2 separate regions of the Homo sapiens genome follow, and region 1 is linked to region 2. The links are chromatin loops, found by intact Hi-C in ENCODE. Cell type or tissue: psoas muscle. All regions are shown on one strand.

The links. A loop is a pair of places that touch in the nucleus more often than their neighbours do. Peaks named below come from ENCODE experiments on the same cell type or tissue, not always from the same donor. Only the 100,000 strongest peaks of a DNase experiment are listed, where the experiment ranks them.
Region 1: it touches region 2 in a loop (1.8-fold over the local background); 8 of 110 quality-filtered maps call a loop at or near these places.

What each region holds. Positions count from the first base shown.
Region 1 is chr1:31,030,799-31,038,798 of GRCh38, reverse strand. The region is part of intron 2 of PUM1 (pumilio RNA binding family member 1); the gene reads left to right. Among named protein-coding and RNA genes, the nearest start is that of PUM1, 31 kb to the left of the region's middle. RefSeq lists an enhancer at 4,238-4,739. In psoas muscle, no CTCF peak of the experiment used is centred here; no DNase peak of the experiment used is centred here; H3K27ac peaks cover 2,237 bases.
Region 2 is chr1:30,979,053-30,987,052 of GRCh38, reverse strand. PUM1 (pumilio RNA binding family member 1) reads left to right here. Exons shown (of 22, transcript NM_001020658.2): 8 at 5,648-5,741; 9 at 6,890-6,991. Among named protein-coding and RNA genes, the nearest start is that of SNORD103C, 15 kb to the right of the region's middle. RefSeq lists an enhancer at 922-1,422. In psoas muscle, CTCF peaks have their summits at 2,666 (motif pointing right) and 3,855 (motif pointing left); no DNase peak of the experiment used is centred here; H3K27ac peaks cover 5,544 bases.

The sequences.
Region 1 (8,000 bases), 52 kb before region 2:
AAATTCCTAGAAGTGGAATTACCAGATCAAAGGGCATGAATATTAATCAAACCCATATTACATATTGTCAGATGTCCAGAAAAGTCAAATAAAGCAAGGTAAAGTTGTGTGTATTTGTATGCGTGTTTTAAAGAAGGATAAGAATCATCTTAAAGAACCTAGCTCTAGCAGTACTATTTCACCACTTGTATGACTAAGGGCAGTTTCTCACATTACAAATATTTGTATGTAATGCCTGTCATGTTTTTGATACTGTGCTAGACGCTCAAGGGATTATTTTTAGGGAGATAAGACAAATCACCATAGCACTGTTAATAAGGTGCGGTTTGGTACTTGGCGGGTGTTACTTCAGATGTTAAGGAGAGTGTAGAAAGTAGTGTCTACCATGGTCTTTGAACAGTAGTCTACATTTCTGCAATGCCTAGTCCATCGCAAAGGGAGAGCAAATCAACTAGAGAAGTAATCGCAGGTTAAAGTTTTTCCCCCTTGTTTAAATAATTTCTACCCCCTCAGTTCATGGAGACTAACACTGTAGGCATGCCTGGTAGCTGATAGTTCTCCTCTGAACATATTTCTCTCTCTCTTTTTTTTTTTTAACCTTTAGCTTTAAAGATCATCTGCATTTTCTTCTGTAATAAAAGGTATCCACCCATTTGGCCATGTTTATTTATTCTTTAGCAGTTGAAGTATTAAATGATGCCAGGGTTTTTTTTTTTTTTTGAGATGGAGTCTCACTCTATTTCCGAGGCTGGAGTGCAGTGGCGAAATCTCGGCTCACTGCAACTTCCGCCTCCTGAGTTCACGCCATTCTCCTGCCTCAGCCTCCCAAGTAGCTGGGACTACAGGCCCCTGCCACCACGCCTGGCTAATTTTTTTGTATTTTTTAGTAGAGACGGGGTTTCACCGTGTTAGCCAGGATGGTCTGCTGACCTCCTGACTGTGTTAGCCAGATGATCTCCTGACCTCGTGATCTGCCCACCTTGGCCTCCCAAAGTGCTGGGATTACAGGTGTGAGCCACCACGCCCGGCCCTAAATGATGCCAATTTTTATTTTAAATCCTGAATAATCTTATATTCCTTCTTTCTTTTTTTGAGACTGAATCGTGCTTTGTCGCCCGGGCTGGAGTGCAGTGGTGCAATCTTGGCCGCTTCCTTGGTTCAAGCAGTTATCCTGCCTCAGCCTGCTGAGTAGCTGGGAATACAGGTGCCCGCCACCACGCCCAGCTAATTTTTTGTATTTTTAGTAGAGGCAGGGTTTCACCATGTTGGCCAGGCTGGTCTCAAACTCCTGACCTCAAGTGATCCGCCCGCCTTGGCCTCCCAAGTGCTGGGAGGCATGAGCCATTGTACCCAGCCTAAATTCATTATGTTTTAGATCTTTAACTTTCTCATGGGGAGGTAGATACCCAGACTTAATAAACCTTTTCACTGTCCACCTGCTAGTCTTGGAAAATAATTTTAATGAAGCGTCACCGATACTTGGACAGTTTCTGTCACGTCAGCAGAGAAATATCAACAGGAGTGATTGTAAAGTGGCTAGTCTTATGGTCCAAGTGTTACGATCTTTGATCCACTTTTCAATTTATTTCAAGATCTGATCTATATTATTTTCTAGCTCTTCTGGTTTATTGCTGAATAGTTGATGCCTGGTTTTTCCTTGTAGGATATTGTGGCTTCATAAAGAGTGAGAAATCTCACACTGAGTATTGTCTTTTAGTTTCTTCTGACCTTAACCCCTTGTTTAAGTCTTGTGTACAATACACTGGTTGGTATCTGTTCTCAGCACAAAAAACTATGTGAAGCCAGTGTTCAGGGAAGAAACCACAACCATGGTAATCAGCAGTATCTTTACCTTCTCTCATATGGTTATCTGACTCATCAATTACTCTTATCTTCATCTGAAATGGGACAGTCATACTCTTCTTCATTATAGCTATCAGACAACTGCCCTTGTGCTGAACCACCCACATTAATGTATTTTAGGCCTGGTCTTGATGTAAGTTCTTTGCCTCGTGTGGTTTTTCCTACCCTTCGTGTACTCTGAGTGTGGCTCCAAAGACCTAAACGTGTCCTCATGTATAGCCAGGAACTTCATAGCATTCTTCAAAACAGAACACTAAGCTGCTCCCCAGTGGAGAGCTCGAGGCCTCAGAGCACTCCGAATCCCTGCCTCCCCTGCTGTCCAATCCCATTTTTAGCCAAGTGCCTTGACTGGGGAGCAGGATGTTTGCCTGAACATATTTTTTGTAGAGATGAGAGTCTGCTGTGCTGCCCAGGCTGATCTTGAACTCCTGGCCTCGCCTCAAGTGATCCTCCTGCCTTGGCCTCGAAAGTACTGGCCATGTAGAGGTGTGAGCCACCCTGTATGGTCTGCTCTTGCCTTTGATGACAACAGGAACAAGTGGTAAAAGGCATAAAGAGCTGAATTTGGGCCGGGCATGGTGGCTCACACCTGTAATCCCAGCACTTTGGGAGGCCGAGGCAGGCGGATCATGAGGTCGGAGTTCAAGACCAGCCTGGCCAACATGGTGAAACCCCATCTCTACTAAAAAATACAAAAAATTAGCCAGGTGCAGTGGCACGCACTCGTAGTCCCAGCTACTCGGGAGGCTGAGGTAGGAGAATTGCTTGAACTCGGGAGGCAGGGGTTGCAGTGAGCCGAGATAGTGCCACTGCACTTCAGCCTGGGCAACAGAGTGAGACTAAAAAAAAAAAAACAAACTTGAGTTTGAATTCTATTTCGGATCTTTATCAGTTACATGATTTTGGACAAGTAATTTCTGTAAACCTTGGTTTCCTCGTATATAAAATGGAATAACGTCTGTTTCGCAGTGCCAGTGCCTGGTGTTTAGTGTTGTTGTTATTGACAGTTAATAAATGATATGAACATTCATTCATAACATCATGCAATAGGTTTTGCAGCCATTTATACCAAAAGAGGTTTTTTGGTTTTTTTCTCCTCCAGTAATTAGGAAAGAATGATTTATCTATATTTTGTTTAAGGGCTGTAATAACTTCTTGCTATTCTTTTCTTTTTTTTTTTATTTGAGATGGAGTTTCACTCTCGTTGCCCAGGCAGGAGTGCAGTGGCGCTATCTCGGTTCACTGCAACCTCTGCCTCCCAGGTTCAAGCAATTCTCCTGCCTCAGCCTCCTGAGTAGCTGGGATTACAGGTGCACGCCACCATGCCCGGCTAATTTTGTATTTTTAGTAGAGACGGTGTTTCTCCATGTTGGTCAGGCTGGTCTCGACCTCCTGACCTCAGGTGATCCGCCCGCCTCGGCCTCCGAAAGTGCTGGGATTATAGGTGTGAGCCACTGCGCCCCACCAACTTCTTGCTTTGCTTCCAAAATGGGAATAATATTATCTGTGTTTTCAGGGTAGTTATGACTTTTTTTTTTTTCTTTTGAGACAGACTTGTTTTGTCACCCAGGTTGGAGTGCAGTGGTGCAGTCTCGGCTCACTGCAACCTCCGCCTCTCGGGCTCAAGTGATTCTTGTGCCTCAGCCTCCCAAGTAGCTGGGATTACAGGCATGTGCCATCATGCCTGGCTGATTTTCATATTTTTAATAGAGACAGGATTTTTCTCATGTTGCCCAGGCTGGTCGCAGGCTCAAGGGACCCACTTACCTCAGCCTCCTGTGTAGTTATGACTATTAAAAGAGATGATAAAGTGTATAAAGTATTTATGGGATCAGGACCAGACACAAAGTAAGTCTTAGTAATAGTTGTTATTAATACAGATATATCGTGTGCAGAAGATGCTGTAGAACAGATTTACTAGGTTTTTTTCCCTTTGTTGATTAAATTCAAATTAGATTAATTCTTATATTCTCTTTCCTTTTCTCATTGCTCAAGTTTCTCCTCTTTGCCTGCCATTTTCTCACTGGTATTTCCTTTCCATAATGGTTCCTGGCATCAACGATTCTGATTATATTGTTCTGATCTCTTTTAGTGAAATGGAACCATCATGATCTAGGTTTCTGTATGCAAAAAATCCTTGAGAACAAAAGTAGGTGTGGAGATGAAGAGCCTATCTTTATGAGGAAATAATCTAGCAAAGGCAGTTAAAAGTATGGAAATCTACTCTAGTTAACAAAAATTCAGGGGATTTAGTGAAAGAACACTAAGGACTCTCTGAACCTCAGAGCAAGAAATATATATGTGGGCTTCCTGAATACTTGGAGGCTTTCTGTTTTTTTAAAGGGCACTGTAGTCCCTTGTCTCTGCTTCTTTCAGCACATTTCTTTTCTCTATGTTGACTGCTACCTTTTGCTTATACGTCAATTAGCCACCACACCTGGGTAATTTTTGTATTTTTGGTAGAGACGGGATTTCACCGTGTTGGCCATGCTGGTCTTGAACTGCTGACCTCGAGTGAAACTGTCCACCTCAGCCTCCCAAAGTTCTGTGATTGCAGGTGTGAGCCTGTACATTTGTTTTAATATGGAAATTTTCAGTGTGATTTAATGAACTCCCCAACTCAGTGATACTCTGTTGTAACTGAGTTTGGTTTCTCTAATCAGGCAACAGACAACTAGTCAAATCGGCTCCAGTAAAGGGACGTTCATTGTAAAGACACACTGAGCAGTTCAGGACAAGAATGCCAGTAAAGCAAGTACAAGAACTGAACCAGAATGCTAGCAAAACCTGTGTCGTTTTTAGTGATTTTATTCCAGAATGCATGGTTTAACATAATGTTTGCTTTATTCTGCTTTTTAAGATTCAATGTTCAATAATACCTGCTTGAAAAATGGATAAATTGTAATTATTCAAATAATTGAATTTCTATTTGGATCATTAACTTCTTACAATTCAGAATTCCTTTGTGCCCAAGTCTGTTTGAATTTATTTTCCATGGCTGGGTGCGGTGGCTAATACCTGTAATCCCAGCACTTTAGAAGGCGGGAGGATTGCTTGAGGTCAGGAATTCAAAACCAGCCTAGATGACATAGTGAAACCTTGTCTCTACAAAAAAATTAAAAACAATTAGCTGGGTGTGGTGGTGTGTGTCTCTAGTCCTGGCTACTCGAGAGGCTGAGGTGGGAGTTTGAGGCTGTAGTGAGCTGTGATTGCGCCACTGCATTCCAGCCTAGGTAACAGAGCCAGACCCTGTCTCAAAAAAATAAAATGGGCTGGGCGTGGTGGCTAACACCTGTAAGCCCAGCACTTTAGGAGGCCATGCTGGATGGATCACTTGGGCTTAGGGCTTCGAGACCTGCCTGGGCAACATGGTAAAACCTCGTCTTCTTCAAAAAATATGAAAATTAGCTGGATACTCGGGAGGCTGAGGCAGGAGAATGGCGTGAACCCGGGAAGCAGAGCTTGCAGTGAGCCGAGATTGCGCCACTGCAGTCCGCAGTCCGGCCTGGGCGACAGAGCGAGACTCCGTCTCAAAAAAAAAAAAAAAAAAAAAAAAAAAGAAAATTAGCTGGATGTGGTGGCACATACCTATAGTCTCAGCTGCTCAGGAGGCTGAGATGGGAGGATCACTTGAGCCTGGAAGGTGGAGGTTGCAGTGAGGTGAGATCGCACCACTGCACTCCAGCCTGGGCAACAGCCAGACTCCATCTCAAAAAAAAAAAGGAAAAATCAGTAAGGTCGTCTTCTAAACTTCCTTTATTTTTTGGCTCGATAACCAATATGGTCTCCTAATTCTCTTCCTAGCCCTGTATTTAGATTTCCACCTTTTATTTCTGCCAGCCTACACTGTAGTCAAGGAAAATAACGTTTTTTTTTTTCTTTTTTTGTATTTTTTTTTAGAGACAGGATTCAAGCGATTCTCCTGCCTCGGCCTCCCGAGTGGCTGAGACTACAGGCATGCGCCATCACGCCCAGCTAATTTTTGTATTTTTAGTAGAGACGGAGTTTTGCCATGTTGGCCAGGCTGGTCTTGAACTCCTGACCTCAGGTGATCTGCCCGCCTTAGCCTCCCAAAGTGCTAGGATTACAGGTGTGAGTCACCACGCCTGGCCCACTTTATTTTATTTTTGAAACAGGGTCTCCCTCTATGGCCCAGGCTGGAGTGTAGTGGTGTTACCTTGGCTCATTGCAGCCTCCATCTCCGAGGCTCAAGCAGTCCTCCTGCTTTAGCCTCATGAGTAGCTGGGACTACAGGCACATGCCAAAAGATTTGTAAAGTGATACTTTTAATTTTTCATTTTCCAAAATGTGGTAATGTAGTTCCAGGTTTATCTATTTGATTAAAAACCTTTTTTTTTTTTTTTAAAAAAAAGATCACGCCACTGCACTCCAGCCTGGGCAACAGAGCAGGAGTCTCAAAAAACAAAACAAAACATTAACCTGAGACTCAAATAGATTGCTAGAGAAAAGGGAAGTGTAGAAGGAACTTGAAAGGCTTATTCTACCTTGATGGGAGCATTTACTCTGATTATAATTGACAGCTAGCTTTTCTCCTTTATCATGGAAAATACTTCTCCCTTCTAAAATATTTCTTACAAATATTTCTTACAGTGCCTTCATTTTTTGATTTCTCTTGATTCTTGAGCATCTTTTTCTGAGTATTAGTTTTGTTTCCTAGGAAGAATTTTGTCTGGAGAGTCTGCCCTGTGGCAGTGACTGTACAAAATACAGCTCCCAGTATGAATAAATAAGTTCCCAAATAGTTAAAAACTTTTGTGAGAGAATGACTTGGTTTATCTCATGTAGTCAACGTGGGTGACTGGTTTAAAATGTAGTTTCTGCACTAGCAAAACTCTTAGAAGTTGAGCCTCCTTTCTCAACAATTGACTGTAAGAGGTAGGGCAGGAGGGTGGTATACAGGGATAGGGAAAGAGTGTGGTTCTTATATAAATGAGGCAGCGGGAGATACCCTGAAAGAGGGAGGTGGGGAGGGTGAGTAGAGAGAAAAAGAGAGGGAGAGAAGAAACCAGAGAGAGAGAGAGAGAGAGAGGGCCAGGGGAGGCAGGGAGCGAGAGTGCGCATATCCAAAAGAGTGTAAATAGATGGTGAAAGAGAATGGTGGCAGGAAGATAGTGTAGAAAGGAATGGAAAATGCTACAAGGGCAGGATGAGCAAGTTTTGAAGGTAGGGGAAGAGATAGTGAAAAGCAAAGGCAAGACCAAGAGAGCACATTCATCGAAGCCCACAGCAGAAACTGACAGCAGTTTTATGTAGTAAAATAATAGAATATTGGAGGTGGAAACTTCCTTTGACTGCCAGGGGGCAGCTTGGTGGTACAGAAAGGGCCTTGAACTTTAAATGGGAAGACTTGGATTAAGATCCTGGCAGTGCCATGTAAGTGCTCTGAGCCTTAGTTTCCTCCTATGCTTTTCCCTACCTAACAATGGTTGGAGAAGGCATTTCTTGGAGGATCAGTTTCCTAATCTCTAAAATGGGAATAATCACTGTGAGGTTGTTGTGATGGCTACATAAATATACACAGTGCATACTTTTTTTCTTACTCCTCCTACTTAGTTTCCTTGGGACATATAAATAGAATTTTTAATATTTCTGGTTGAAACTGTATTTGTAGGTTTTTGGATTTCCAAGAAATGTCTAGCTCTATTTAAATGTATAATTAGATTCCACAGAAAGAGCTAGATACAGAGCTTTGTGCATTTGATTTACATGCTTTGTCAATGTTAATGCTGGCCTAAAGGTTTATCATTTCATATAACGTGTAGAGTTCCTAGCTAACATCCTGTCTTCATCCTCCCTACCCTCCTTTATTTTTATTATATACAGTTTATGAGTCTATTTATTGTGCTCATCTAATAATCTAAACACCATGTAAAATGATCATAGCTCCTATTTCAGGGCCTTTTTAAAACACCACAGTATTATAAGCCTTGTCTGTCTCTTTGTGCTCATGTAACTAACTGAACTTTACTCTTACTTTGAGTTTTATAAATTTCAATTTTTAGTGAGCATTCCCAATCTTTTGTATCTTAGTGATACGGTGTGTCTCATTTGTAGCATAGTATTGGCTGTGCGTTTTTAAAATATGTGACTGAAAACAATAATGCAACTGTATCTTT
Region 2 (8,000 bases):
GGACACTGTTGTACTAAAACTCATCTGTTAAGCATGAATTTTAACAAAGATTCAATATTCTGAAAATGAAAGTTGAAGTATGGTATTCATTCCTGCACGACCACAGTCAGAGGGGAGTGGAAATCGGCATGTGTTAAAAGTGTGGCAGTGTGATTAAATGTCATTCTCGTGAGGCCAAGTGTGTATATACTTTTAATGTAGGTATTTAATATGCTCAACTTTCTCTTTAACTTACAAATGATTATTCTATCAAGTGTCATGTGTATAGTAACTGACAAAGAGTGACTAGTAATTGATCAGTTGAAGCTTAACTTCTATTGTTATTTGACTTCGTTCAAATTTTACTTATGGTGAAGTTTTTCTCAAAAAGTATTAATAATACTTAGTGAAGGGATGTGTTTTGTTCTTCCCTAGGACCTTAGAAATCATTTGTTTTGGAATCAGATTCTTCATCTGCCAAAGAAATGCACAGATGATGATGATGATGATTTTTTTTTTTTAGTTTAGCAGCATGGTTTAATTTGTATGCGCCTACGAAAAATCATTGTAATCATTAGTTGATCATTGCAGTAGTTCAAATAACCTGGTATAAACTGGGCTTTTATCTAGAAGCTTCAAGCAGTAACAAGATTTCACAAATTTCATATGCTGAGGAATGACTCCAAAATAAACCTTTTTCTTAAAATTTTAGAATCCCATCATTGATATAGTGCTTTTACTGTTTCGAAGGGATTTTCTCTGTGAACCCTGAAAACAACCCCACGAGGTAGGGCAGCTATTTTATTTTTACACATAAGAGGCCAAGCATGGTGGCTCATGCCTGTAATCCCAGCGCTTTGGGAGGCTGAGGCTGGCAGGACACCCAAGGTCAGGAGTTTGAGATCAGCCTGGCCAACATGGTGAAACCCCGTCTCTAGTAAAAATACAAAAATTAGCCAGGTGTGGTGGCGCAAGCCTGTAATCCCAGCTACTCCAGAGGCTGAGACAGGAGAATCGCTTGAACCCAGGAGGCGGAGGTTGCAGTGAGCCAAGATCGCACCACTGCACTCCAGCCCCGGGGACAGAGTCTCACTCTGTCTCCAAAAAAAAAAATCAGTGAAGTTTAGGGACTTGTTTGAAGGTCATCTAGTACAAGCTATGCAGATAGCTATTATTTTGGTTTCTAGCTTCAGGCTGTCTCTTTTGAACTTTGTATTAGAAACGCAGGGCCTTTTAATAGGTGGAGTTGTCTCACCTTCAAATTCAACTACATAGCTTTTTCTTAAAGTAGTATAATGCAGAAAGTACTCATCCGTAAAAACAAAAATGGTTTTCTTTCTTCCCTGTTATCTTTGTGACCCACTGATAGCAGCTGGTGGTCCTGGTGCGGTGAGATTTTGACTCTTTTTTTTTTTTTTTTTTTGAGATGGAGTTTCACTCTTGTTGCTTAGGCTGGAGTGCAATGGCCATCTCGGCTCACCTCAACTTCCGCCTCCTGGGTTCAAGCAATTCTTCTGCCTCAGCCTCCCGAGTAACTGGGATTACAGGCCTGCACCACCACTCCCGGCTAATTTTGTATTTTTATTAGAGATGGGGTTTCTCCATATTGGTCAGGCTGGTCTCGAACTCCTGACCTCAGGTGATCCGCCTGCCTCGGCCTCCCAGAATGCTAGCATTAAAGGCATGAGCCACTTTGCCTGGCTGATTTAGACTCTTAATACAGACTAGGAGGAGTCCTGCCCTCTGCTTTTGGTCTGCTTGGGCTGCCTGGCTCTGGGAAGGAACTGTAAAGGGTGACTCTCAGAAGGGCTGAGTCTGTTGGGGGTGCTCTCCCCATTCATCAGAAAGAACATCACACATAAAGGACTCTTATAAATCTTTACATGTGTTAATTTTAATCCCCACAGCAACCTGCCATGTTACATATTATCTTTATTGTCATATTAAAGAGGAGAAGAGAATGAGGCACAGAGAGATTAAGCGATTTGCCAGAGGTGACATAGCAAGTCACTGGTGAGCTGAGATAGAAACCAAGGCTGTCTGGCTCCAGAGTCAGTGCTCTTAACCCCTGTCTGCTATGTATATAGTCTCAAACTGGTAAAAAAGTCAGGGCTGGCAGTACATTTTATTGTGGCCGGTGGCCAGGGGGGAGTGGGGGCGGTAGTCTTTTGCATTTACTAACTCCTTATTTAGACATTACTCCTCCAGGTTTAGAAAAAAAAAGCCATAATTTTTTATGTCAGCAACTGCTATTGATAACAACAACAGTAATAATAGTAGTAGCTATCTTTTATAAGATGCCAACTACATGTCAGTCACTATATTGGGTGTTTTTGGCTGCCCGGATTCCTTTCTGGAATAAGAGCTCTGTAGACTGTTTTTAATATAGTAAGTGACAGAGAAAGGAGGCAAACCAGCTTGTCTACTTCTTAAACTATGCCTTCAGTATTTATTAGGAACCTCGATATGCTTGAAGTAGATGATACATTTTCCCCAGCATTCAGACTCTTGAACAACTTGTGAAATCTACCCAAGTGAATTATAATTAACTGCGTCACATTTATCATTATACTGACCTTTGAGCATTTCCCCCAACTCACAGTATTTTGTTTCTCAGTTATGGGATATTCGCTTGCTTTGTGAAAAACATGAAAATGTTAGCAGAGCTCAGTGCTTTGCCCAGCAGATGGCATTTGTGTGAGTTTTTCAGGATCCTTTGGAATCTGTCACTTGCCAATTACCCAATTTGTTTTGAATACTCTGTATTTCCAGTTAATATTGCACCATTTACATAAAGAGAATGTGCCAAAATTGCTGTAATCTGTTCTGTAATCAAATCTGTCTGCTGTAGATGTATAATTTACTTTTGTTAAGTTGTTTACTGCAAAATGGTCTCAAGAAAATCCTTTTCTATTCACCATAATTACTAAGATATTAATCAGCTCTCAAACATAGGCTATATGGGGTCTCTTGTAAGGCTTGTTTGCTTTTAGTTAAAAGTAATAGTTCCTGCTTTCAGAATGTTTTAATGTGGTGGTGAAAACCACAAGCTAATGTTATATGGAATGATTACTTTTGTGGTATTCCCACATGCCATGTATTTCCGTGTATATTTACAGATACAGTACACATACATAAAATGACTTACATGTAATATTAAAAAAATATATAGCCCAGGTGTGGTGGCTCACGCCTGTAATTCCAGTCCTTTGGGAGGCCAAAGTGGAAGGATCATTTGAGCCCAGGAGTTCCAGACCAGCCTGAGCAACGTAGACTTCATCTCTACAAAAAAGTTCAAAAAAAAAAAAAAAAAAATGCCAGGCGTGGTGACATGCGCAGCTACTTGGAGGCTGAGGCAGGAGGATTGCTTGAGCCCAGGAGTTTGAGGCTGTAGTGAGCCATGATCACGTCACTGCATTTAAGCCTGGGTGACAGACAGAGTAAGACTCCGACTCTTCAAACAAACAAAAATATATGAAGTGAGGTTAAGTCAGATGGAATGGCAGTGGACTACTGTTTTTGGTTAATAAATCGAGATACCCTTAAGAGTTGTGTTCTGAACATACTGTCTTTTTTTCCCCAGTTCCATGTCACAGCACCTGCCTAATAATAGGTGCTCGAAAAACATCTGTTGAATGAAATGAATTCTTTTGTTTGCAGTAGGGCAAAGAAGGGTAGAGAGAAGCAGCTAGCACAAGCTGATATGTTAAATGTTGCAAAAGGTTTTAGGCCAAGAAAATTCCAGAAACCCATTGAAGAGGCAATACATGTTTAGTGGAACTATGAGATGTTTTCACAACCTTGGAAATAATTTAAAAGTAACTTTCTACTGTTTTACTTATTTCCCACTCCTGGCTGCCCCTCTTGGGTGGACTGCCTCCTGTTGGAGGGAATACTGTGTGAGACACATCTTTAGTAAAACAGAAATGTGAAACCAACTTGCAGAAATCACAAGCACACTGTTACCAAATAGTCTTGACTGGCTCCCTTCCTGGAGGACAAATGTTTTGATAATGTCTGTCAGTAGATTCAGTTCCCCTATTTCTTTTTAAGACTTGATATTTAGTAATACTGTTTCTTTTTTGCCAGCATCGCAGTGAAGTTTTTCTTTAACTTTTGGGGAAAAACAAAACAAAACAAAACAAAAAAAACTAAAGTATTTTTGAAATCTGTGCATGGTTACTTTTGACATTCATACTCCAAAAGCAGAGACTAAGACTAAAGAGTTAACAGGTGAAATTGGCCAATATCTTCAAAGTATTCACTTTTTGTTTTCTTTTAATCTAAAATTAGCCTCATGTTTGAGGTGTAGAGGGTAGCCAAATCTCAGGATAAAATCTCTCCACCACCTAAGATAAGAGTAAGTCCAGTCATGACAATAATTAAGCTGAGTTGCTAGAATGACATTATCTCCTAATGTCTGAAACAATCAGGTCTCTTTATGAGGACATCTGTAATTCAAGATCCATGGTGTCTGTTAAACATCATCCAGCAATGTCAGCTGAGCTGTTGAAAAATCCTGTAGGAAGAGCAGGTAGGTTGAAGGTCCTATCCAGGGAGGTCACTTCAGTAAGTGCTTTCAGTCTGATTTTAGCAAACATTGAAGTCTTCAGTATGACTCCTTGGAAGGAGGCCCATTAAGGTGATCCACAAATTAGGTTACTGGCATCCCCTTTCTTTATACCAATACTATTCATACTAAAATGTAATCTCCATCAGGGCAGGATTATGTATTGTTTTATTGACTGTCATATCCCTAGTTCCTTGCACAGTGCCTAGCAGGTATCATTTGTTTCATAAATATTTGTTGAATTAATGAGTGAATGACTGGTTTTGTATTAACGTAGAATCGTAAGACATTCTTAGTGTTGTTAAGGCCTTTGAACTTTCTTTTCTTTAGAACTAAGAAGTGTGCTAGGTGTGAGCTCATAATCCAAGTTTTGTTAGTAGCTGCTGTGTTTCTGCTGTTTTATTTTTAACATATAAAGAATAGTATCCCAGAAGACTCTGGAGCTCCCGAAAGTTGGGCAGGTGTCTTAATTTACTCATTAGGATAAGCTACTAGTTGAGGAAGTTATTCAATACCATTTTCCCAGGAAGAGGCAGCTCAGAGGATGAAGTGAACACTTTTCATATTCTTCTCCAAAATGTGAGTAGGTGAGGATTAATTCAGTTATTTGTGGGGTCTTGAAAGCACTGAAAGGAGATTCAGCACTAGGGACAATGTGACAAATCAGTTGGTAGTACATTTGTCTAATTTTTAACTTTGCCTTGGATCAGGCAGGACCTGTAGACCTGATAATCTTTAGGGCTTTTGAATGCATATATATGAGATATATAGATAGATATATAGATATAGATATAGATATCTCATATGTGTGTGTGTGTGTGTGAGAGAGTGTGTATTTGTGGTTCAGGGGACATATAATCTGTGAAGCGGTCAGCTCATGGAACCAGGACACAGTAAATTGAAGTAAAGAAAGAGAGACAGGGAGAACAGAAGTATGAAACATTTTAATCCCATGGGAATGAAGTAGAGTGTGAGAACATTTATTGTTAAGGTGTCACGCCTAAACAAGTGCTTATTAAAATTTTTAGTCAGAGAGGTTTTTAAATGATTTTGTAAGACAGTTTCCCTAACCACACCGTGTTTTTCCTCTTGCCTCAGCTGTTCCAAAGACCTAATGCGCTTGCTGTCCAGCAGTTGACAGCTGCTCAGCAGCAGCAGTATGCACTGGCAGCTGCTCATCAGCCGCACATCGGTAAGTCCTTAAGCCCATAGCTCTTTCATGATAGGTGTGGCCGCCATTTTAGGATAACTGGTTGCTGTGAAACCCAGTAATTTAAACTGATTATAAAAGTTCAGACAAATCCCTCAGACAGAGTAAGTGGCCTCTTCCTTTTGTCCAGTTGTCTCCAGCCACATTAGTTTTGACATAGCTTGTAGACCCGCATCATAACATTTCTTCAGTGTTCAGCCATTGCCCTACCTCAGATGTTTCAGGATTTAAAGTATTTATCAGAGTAATGACTGGTGACTACCATTAGCTCTTTCGGTAAGATTTGGATGACATTGATTACATAAGTTGTGGTTCTATAGACTAATATATCAGCTTCTTATTTTGTGAACAAACAGTATAAATCCATTTTCCAGTAAGTATGCATTGAAAAAATTTAAAAGTATTCTCATATAATTACCGATTTTAAAGTAGCTTTGCCCTTTTCCTTTAGCAGTTGTTAAAGTTTTGAGCGATGTATTCATCGTACTGCCTAGACGTTTCTTCCCCCTGGACCTTCTTAAGGTCTCTTAGAGTGCATTAAGTATAAACAAGTAGAAGTAGAATTTTTTTTTTTAATGTGTCAAAATGGCATGATTGAGTAGAAAGGAGATAGCTAATCTTGGATGTGATAGGCTATAGAAGAATATACTTACTTCCAACCTAAATAAATAAAGGCCAGGCATAAAGTCCTTGGGTCTGATAATGTATAGTTGTAGATGGTAATCTTTATAAATACCCATACATTTTATTTCATGAAAACTGTTTGGAAAATTGTTTTAAATAGAAATAAATACTTCATCCCATTTTAATATTAGTCTTTAAAATTGTTCTATTGTAGGCTGTTACAATTTTAATAATCTTTTAGAAATGCTGAATTTATAACTATATACAGTTTTAAGTTAAATATTTCTTTAGCAAAGGTAAAATTTGACTATATAAACATTTCATTATAATCTTTAGTATAGCAGTTATCTTTTTAAAATTTCTCTTTACCCTCAACCTGTCCCGTCTTCTCTTTTTTCATTTTTTCCTTATCTACTGTCTGGAGTGAATAGCGAAACTGTGTAGGTATTTGATAGGGCTGCAGTTTTAGTCAAGTTTGTTTTTACTGACAGGTATGTTTTCAGCAGGTTTAGCTCCCGCTGCGTTTGTCCCCAATCCATACATCATCAGCGCTGCTCCCCCAGGGACGGACCCCTACACAGCTGGATTGGCTGCAGCAGCGACACTAGGTGAGACATTCTGCTGCATGAGGGATTTTCTCACCTGCTGAAAAGTCATTTGAGATGGGCGTGCATTCTTTATACTCTTTCCCAAATCCATGTCTCCAGTGGAGATTATCCAGATTTTCAATGCCATCTACCTGCCAGCTTAATATCTCTCCGTAGCTGTATCATAGGCCCCTCAGACTTGAAAATGTTCAAAGGCAAATTAATCACATACGCCTTGCATATGTGTTTTTGATCCATGGAGCCACCAGATACTCATTTATATTTTGGGAATTTCCCCCCTTGCCCAGATCTCCTACCACCTCTAGTCTATCATATAGTTCAGGTACTTTTACTGGTCTCTAATGTATTTATAATTTCCTTGCCTCTCTCACCTCCTCTTCCCCTCTAAATTGTTCAAGAAAATGATTTCAAACTTAGATCTTACCTCTTCATCTTTCTGCTTAAACCTTTTATTGATTTCCCTTTTTTCTACCCTAGTATGTCATACTACAGTTATTACCAAACATGGCTGATCATTACAACTTACTTGGAGTCGGGGTGGGGGTGGTGGTGTTTTGTTCCTTGGAATCAGTATTTTTAAGGAGCTTCCAGATAATTCTGTGGGTTAGCTAGGGTTGGGACCCACAGTATATAGGGCTCTATCACCATGCCTCATACATACAGGTCTCTACATATGTACCACCCAATTCCCTTCCTAGTTGACTGCCATTGGCTAACACCATACATTGTAGCAGTACAGATCTGATTTTAGTTTGCTGCAGATACTGCATTGGTTTAGGCCCCTGTCTTTGGTCACTGTGGTCTTCTGTAGTAAGCTCTTTTTCCCATTCTTTGCCTGTGAAGTGCCCTAGTTGGCTAATTACTGCACTGTTTTTATTTGCTTGTGGGATGTATACATGAGTTTTTTCCCCTCTTTTTTTTTTTCTCTTTCTTTCTCTCTCTCTCTTTTTTTTTTTTGGAGACAGGATCTCACTCTGTTGCCGAGGATGGGATGCAGTGGCGTGAATAC